2 separate regions of the Mus musculus genome follow, and region 2 is linked to region 1. A link is a contact called in ENCODE Hi-C or POLR2A ChIA-PET data. All regions are on one chromosome and are shown on one strand. Each heading gives the region's core, a stretch centred on a gene start or an enhancer-like site at or near the end of the contact. The rest is flanking DNA. Distances are from core to core; before and after follow the strand shown. Region 1 overlaps Nt5c2 (5'-nucleotidase, cytosolic II). Region 2 has its middle 25 kb from the start of Nt5c2.

Region 1 (3,711 bases), core at 565-3,064:
CATGTCTCACTCCTCTCTGAGTTGACTAATCACATTATCTACTCCATCAACACATTTACCGATGTGTGCTAGAATACACATCTCATTTTGTGACAAATATCACAGAATATCCTTTGGGAATAGTCAGAGCTACAAAACTTTGTATGTCCTTAAGATTAGAAAATAAGATCTGGCAAGTGGGTAAAAGTTCTTGCTGCCAAGCATGGAGACTTGAGTTCAGTCTTAGGACCATCAAAGAAGAGAACTCACTCGCTCAGTTGTCCTTTGACCTCTCCAAGTGCCTGCGGTGGCATGAGTTCCCACATACAAACATTTGCACGCAAACATGAACACACAATATATTAATAAAACATTTTAATTAGGAAAAATACATTTGAGAAACTTGCATCAAATATCCTTTCCTTTTCATTCAAAGCAAGTACTCTAAATCGTAGAATCACCTCCTAAACTTAAGAGAGCATCACTCCTATGCCCTCACTTCTGTGGTGATCTTTATGTGAAAACCTCACCTATAGTCTCAGCTTTCCTTTTCTTTCCCTAACATAAACTATGAACATAGAAGGAGGTATACAGAAATGAAATCTAATTTGCTGTGTAAGCTAAGCTGTAATAAGCAAAGGAACAACTGTTACAGAGAACTAAGCCAAACACAGTTCCTGCATGTATGTGCTAAGCTTTACAAATACACAAATACCCAAGGCTGAACGAGAAACCTTTGGCACAGGAGAAAATGTAACCCTGACCTCACATATCTCAGGACAGACTTCAACAGACACTTATCTCTCAGCTTGAGACTAATGGCCATTCCCCACCGAGTTTACAAATTAAATGAAGTGTAAGATATTGTGTCAACTACAAGATATTAACGGAAAAGCAAGCTCACTGACCCACATATTTCAAAACAAATAAATTTACATACTTGGGAAAAATCAAATTTCTCTACAAATACCAGGACCTTTCTGCAGATCTGCCCGTGCCAGCTTACTATGGTCTTACTAAACTATTAACTAGCAGAATAATTTCACCTATGTTCAAGAGCATAAACATATCTGTAAAAATTAAAAGCATGCTTTAAAACATGTAATTATCACCCAAAATGTTATGGCTAAACTAGGCATCCAATTATAAATCAGAATCATAAATCCAACTATCATCCAGAATTCCCACAGATAAGAGCTGTGAGCTGACACTCACAATTTCTAGGAGATACATACACAGGAACATTGTAAAACTAAACACAGACTCCAGTAAAAACACCTTTAGCAATATTTACTATCAAATCCCACAGCAGTAAGGCAAAATTCCATTCAGGTACAGATATTAGCTGCAAGAAATAAAACCATTACTACAATGTGCTTTAAGAATAGGGATCTAAGAGTCTAAGATTTAACATAAACATGCAACTTATTATATTTGAAATTCTGTAAACAGCAAACCTCTGGTTTGGATCTGACTATAATTCAAAGCAAAATTACCTCATCTGTCACTGGTTTCCGTTTGGCAAACTGAAACTATCTGGGTAAAGTAGTTTCTGAAGTCACATAACAAGATTCTTCTTAAAATCCCTAAAACAATTTTTGAGTGTGTGTGATGTTAACCTAATTTCTAAAAGACTGTTTAGCCCGAGCCAGGCCCCCTCACACCATGTATCTTCTGAGACAGTGTGGGAGAAAACACCTCTGTGTCTAATTTAACTTGTCATTGGATATCACTGTTGCTCCACACAAATCCATTTGGAATAGAATTTCTCTGGCAATGGTGAACTGCATCTGTAACTCCTCCCTTTGCTTAGGAGTCACAGTTTCCTGGCCAAGTGCCCAACAACAGTTACTGCAACAACAAGTGAGAGGACTGTAAAATGCTCTTGGTCGTCTATTTTCACTGTAAGCAGCTGCGGTGGTGCATTCAAGCTGCTAGCAGGAAACTACTCCAAATGCATCTGAGTACGTAAACTCAAATTATGAACTATAATAAATTAGTGTCATGTCTGCAAATGTCACTTAGGTCGAGGCAAGATAACTGCCTGGGGGCTGGCTCGATGGCTCAGTGGTTAAGAGCACCAACTGCTCTTCCAAAGGTCCTGAGTTCAAATCCCAGCAACCACATGGTGGCTCACAACCATCCGTAATGAGATCTGATGCCCTCTTCTGATGCATCTGAAGACAGCTACAGTGTACTTAGATATAATAATAAATAAATCTTTAAAAAATAAAAAGGTTAACTGTCAGGGCTACAGAATGAGACAAAAACAGGAAAAAAATCATGCTCTAATGTAGATTGATTATTTGTTTGTTTGTTTTTCAAGACATGGTTCTCTGTTTGGCCCTGGCTGTACAGGAACTCACTTTGTGGACCAGGCTGGCCTCAAACTTAGAGATCCTCCTGTCTCTGCCACCCGAGTGCTGGATTCAAAGATGTGAGCTAGCAGCACCGCCAGGGCATAAATGCAGACTTTTTGATATAAACAACCTAGCTGCTTTTCCCCCCAATCTGTTCCTGTTCCTGCCTCTGCATTTTTCCCCACTCAAGCTTAAAGCCGCATCCAATTATCTATGTGCCTTCCTTCACACTTCCAAATGTCTTTAGAATCCATGTCTTTCACCCCATTAACTTCGCAAGGTCATAATTCTCCAGAAAACACTTCCCACTGGTCTGTCCTCATCCGGATGCTGACTGCTCTGAGGCAGGGCTGCTGGAAACGTGATACCCAGACTAATGCTCTCACCACGAACATTTCACTAATCCAGGACACCACCCAGAGACTTCTATTACTTAGAAACTTTTATAGCAATTTGATAGAGAAATAATTTGCTAATATAATAATAAAAAGTCCTATAATCTCAGCACTTTTGAACAAGGGAGGTTAGCCTGAGCTACAAGTGAGAACCTATCTCAAAAAAGGAACAAAATGTTTTCTGTCTCTATGTAATTTGTTTTTACTATAGTTTAGAAATATTATCAATTGAAAATAAATGGGAAATGTTAAAAGCTAGTTACTGTCTTCCTAAATTATCTTTAGTGAGTGCTCAAAACTACTTAACTAATAAATTAGGAGCTCTTGAATCTTCAAGGAGTTGAAAGCCTTTTATTATTTTGCTAAAATATTAAGTATGTATCATCCATACCATGTAGCCTTTCCTGTTATTACCTATTGTTTGCTGGTTATTGCTTTATTAACCAAGCTGTTTACATGCTTGAGGCTTTGTTTATGCTGCTAACTATACACTGTCCACTACTGTTATAGTCAAGTTTCTCTGACACATGGCTCAACAGTTCAGAGCCTGTTTATCCTTCCAGAACCGAGGACCTGAGTTCAGATCCCATTACCCTTATCAGATGCCTTCTAACCATTGTAACTACAGCTCCAGGGAGCCTGTCATGTCCTCTCTGGTCTCTGTGGGCACCCATACATGTGGTAGACACAGACACACACATGCACAAATATTTACAAAAATGGAGTAAATCTTTTTTTAAAGAAAAAATATCCTGAGGTGGGTTGCCTCTGGGTGGTAGAGTGTCTGGATAGCTGGCGGAAGTGAGACAGAGTATCTCACTGTGTCAAAGAGCTATGCAGCAAAACGCGCTTCTGGTGCTCAGATTGCTTTTCTATTGCATGGAAGAGATTTCACCAACAAATAATTCCATAAGTATTTTATCTTACATTGTAAGTATTTTAACTACACATTCTACCATGCACATAAAATACTAAGT
Region 2 (3,905 bases), core at 1,223-3,722, 58 kb after region 1:
CCCCTGGTCTTCCTGCCAGCCCTCTCGATGACTCCATTCTTCTGAGGTCTTCTGAGGACTGCCCTGTGGCACCAGTTCTACCTCCCGAAGGTACTTAAGCAAGGCTGTCACCTCTACCACAAAAGGTCCATTTCCTGGGCAGGGCCTGGTGACTCATAAACCTAGCACTTGGGAAGTGGTAGCAGAAGAAAATTCAAGATTAGCTTCAGTTTTATAGTGAGACAGGCTAGCCTAGGCTACTGAGGCTAGCCTGGGCTGCATGAGAGCCTGTCCCAAACAAACAAACAAACAAACAATAAAGAAGCCTCATTTCCCTTAATCCCTTTGGGATCCCCTGCCCAGGCCCGAGTCACCCCTGTCCAGTTTAAAGAAGGTACTGGAAGAAAACCTCTGACTTCCCAAGACTGGGTCTGCTGCTCTGCGGGGTTAGGGGTATGTGTGGTGGTAAAGAGATGGCTGTGACAGAGGACCAGGAAGGAATGCAGTGTCTCCAAACCAAGAAGCATCCCTGATGACACGACAGAAGAAAACAGTGGGTCCTCTCCAGTCAGACCTCAAGCAGGGGACACGTGCCTGCCCCTGACCAGTACCCAAAGGACTCCAGATTTGACCGCGGAGATGCTCGCTTGCTCGCTCGTCCATGTTCACTGCTGTTCTACTCTCCATGGCTAGGAAATGGACTTGGATAATGAAAAGGCAGTACACACGCACGCACACACAACACATACATATATGCACACAATACACACACATACACACAGGCATACACACATAAACATACAACACATACATACATACATACATACACACACACACACACAGACATACACACATAAACACACAACACATACATACATGCACACACATACGCATACACACACACACAGAGGCATACACACATAGACACACAACACATACATACATGCACACACACACACAGGCATACACACATAAACACACAACACACACACACACACACAGAGGCATACACACATAAACACACAACACATACATACATGCACACACACACACAGGCATACACACATAAACACACAACACACACACACACACACACAGAGGCATACACACATAAACACACAACACATACATACACGCACCCACAGATTTTATTCAGCTGTTAAAAAAAGAAATTATAATATTTCTAGGAAAATGAAGAAAACTTTAAAATTGTATACTAACTGAGGTAACCCAAGGTCAGAAAGACAAATGTTGCATGTTCTCCTCATATGCAGATCCCAGCTTTGAATTTTTAGTTTTTTGCATTTCATACCTGCAGAAGCCAGAAAACCAGAAGAAAGCCGTGGGGGGGAGGGGGGGATGGCCGAAGAGGGGGAGGGAAGTAGAAAGGTAGAGATGCTTCAGGAGGGAAAGGGTGGGGGATGGGGACGCAAGGGGGTTAGGAGGTTAGCCAGACTGAAGGAGATATGAAAAAAAAAAAAAACCCATAAGGGAACCTAATATCCAATAACCCCATTTAAAATGCAATTTTAATTTCAGCCGGCCGTGTTGGCACACGCCTTTAATCCCAGCACTAGGGAGGCAGAGGCAGGCGGATTTCTGAGTTCGAGGCCAGCCTGGTCTACAAAGTGAGTGCCAGGACAGCCAGGGCTATACAGAGAAACCCTGTCTCGAAAAAAAAAACGAAAAAAAAAAAAAAAAAAGATGTAATTTCAGTGTTGGAGAGATGGCTCAGCAGTTAAGAGAACCTGCTGCTCCTCCACAGGATGTGAGTTCGGATCCTAGCAGCCATGTCAGGCAGCTCACGACTGCCTTAGGAGTTACTGCACTGGAGGGCAAAGGAACAGGGCCAGGCTGAGCGAGCAGGGGCACCGCCTTCTCTTCCAATGTGCGAGACACTTACAGCATCAGCTCATGGCTACCAGAAGAGGCCTTGCTGGGATGAGTTTTTGAGTAGTCAGAAAGAAGTCAGGAAGGACAAAGGCAAGAGGAAGGGAAGGGAGATATAATGATGGGGGTGGGGTGGGGGTGGTACTAAGGTCCCCAACCCAGGGTGTGTACTCAGATGAGAAGTGGTAAAAGAAGAAAGGGAGCCATTACTGCCTTTAAAAAACCATGCATGTGTGTGTGTGTGTGTGTGTGTGTGTGTGTGTGCGCGCGCGCGCGCACACACACATGTAGCAGCTGGAAGACAATCTCGGGTTTCATCATCAGGCCATCTGCCTCCTTGGAGACTGAGCCTTTTCCTGACTAGACAGCCCCAGGGATCCTCCTGTCTCTGCCACTCCAACGATGGGATTACAAGGGCACACCATCACACCCAAAAATCTTTACATAGGTTCTGGGGATTGAACTCAGATCCTGTGCAAGCATTTTACCAACCGAGCCATCTCCGAAGCCCAAGGCCATTTATTTTCAAAGAGAGATGCAGGCAGGCAGGCAGGCAGGCAGGCAGGCAGTTGGGAGCAGGCTTGGGTATTGGGGAAGTAAGCAGGCTAAAGACAGGACGTTCTGGCCAGAAACCAGAAGGCTGGCATTGCTGAGCCCCAGTGTCATGACAAGATCCGGGGTGTGCCTGACTGAAGTGGCAGTCATGTCGTCACAGGTCGGGAATGGTGAAGTGATTCAAGTCTGGTAGTTCAACATAGTCTCTACATGCAAGGAGCTGAAGCAGGGGGATTGGTGTGAGTTTGAGGTCATGGGTGGGATATGCAGGCAATTACAGATCAGGACAGATTGTAAAATGACATCCTGCTTTTAAAAATATATAATAACCAAGAATCTGAAATAAATGATCCTCAGGAATCAGAAAATAAGTGTCTGGTAAGTTCTGTCTTCGGAGGGTTGAAGAAAAGGCCCAAGTAGGGAAAGTGGCTACAACTCAACCGCTCAGGTCAGGAAATGCTGTGGTCTTGCTTGAACAAACGGTCCTTACGCTACAGCCTCCACGAGAGTCAGTACAACTATCCAAACACAGATTCGCGGGGCCAACAGTGGCTGTGCTCTGGGGCTAAGGAGCTACATTCTAAATTCAGCTGCTCTGGGGTCCAGAAATCATGTCGTTAATGACTCTGAAGATGGTGGTTCACGGCGCTGAGAAGCCGTGCTCACAGAGAGGAAGAACAATGAGTTGGCAGAAATTCTGGTCAGCTCTATATCGCGCTGAGGAATAAGGAGCTCAATTTACAAGTCCCCTCTGGGAAAGAAAACACTAACAAAATGCGTTTTAGAAAGACAAGGCAGTTTTAATGAAAAGGGGTGCCACGCCCTGAAGAGACCCAGGGGTCTCCCCCTCCCCCCCAGGGAAAGTCATTGTGCAGAAAGATAAAACTGTTCTGTACCCATTACCCAGCCGCACCCTCCTGCACTCCTAGGAGACTGCTCTGCTGAGCAGATAAGTAGTGTGGTCTCTAACAACCACACAAAAGACCTGCACAGAGCCAGGTGGGGGCACTGCCTGCTGTAAAGGTCTGCCTGAGTCACCCCTGACAGGAACCAGCTTCTCCTAGCCCTGGAGTTTTCTTCACTATCTGTGATTGGGCTCCCCTAGTCTCTGGGCAAAAGAAAGAAAGAATAAATATTAACTAAAGGTGCAGCTGTGGCAGGGTGCCCAGGCACTCCCCTCCCTTCAGCCTCCTTGCCCCCTGACCCAGAGGCTGGAACCAACCGCTGGGCTCTCAGGTTCATGATCTGCTTGGCTGCTCCTGCAGAAAGAGGGGAGAGGCGAGCATTTCTCTGCATAGCCCTGGATGGCAACCAGCCATTCATTGGCGGGAGGGGCCTTTACAGGTGGCTAAAGTGATGTATAGTCACTGCTGGGGCCTCCTGGACTCAAGTAGCTGACCCATATGATCTCCAAGTCAGCCAAAGCCAAGGCCCACATTCCTTCCATGTGTTACACTTCACCAGTTGTTACATTGTGTTAT

What was found. A loop is a pair of places that touch in the nucleus more often than their neighbours do. ChIA-PET counts read pairs that join two places held with the same protein, here RNA polymerase II (POLR2A).
Region 2: POLR2A ChIA-PET joins it to region 1 with 12 read pairs in Patski. The contact joins two enhancer-like sites. A Hi-C loop is called at or near these places in 3 of 37 maps with a recorded cell type or tissue (T-helper 17 cell, gastrocnemius and heart). POLR2A ChIA-PET finds 5 or more read pairs at or near these places in 3 of 5 experiments (Patski and embryonic stem cell).

What each region holds. Positions count from the first base shown.
Region 1 is chr19:46,927,561-46,931,271 of GRCm38, forward strand. All of the region lies in intron 2 of Nt5c2 (5'-nucleotidase, cytosolic II), which reads right to left. Among named protein-coding and RNA genes, the nearest start is that of Nt5c2, 33 kb to the right of the region's middle. Within about 2 kb of position 1,815, at least 1 of the 3 ENCODE cell types and tissues checked has a DNase peak (open chromatin) inside an H3K27ac peak, as active enhancers do.
Region 2 is chr19:46,985,324-46,989,228 of GRCm38, forward strand. It overlaps a transcript of Nt5c2 not described here. Among named protein-coding and RNA genes, the nearest start is that of Nt5c2, 25 kb to the left of the region's middle. Within about 2 kb of position 2,473, at least 1 of the 3 ENCODE cell types and tissues checked has a DNase peak (open chromatin) inside an H3K27ac peak, as active enhancers do.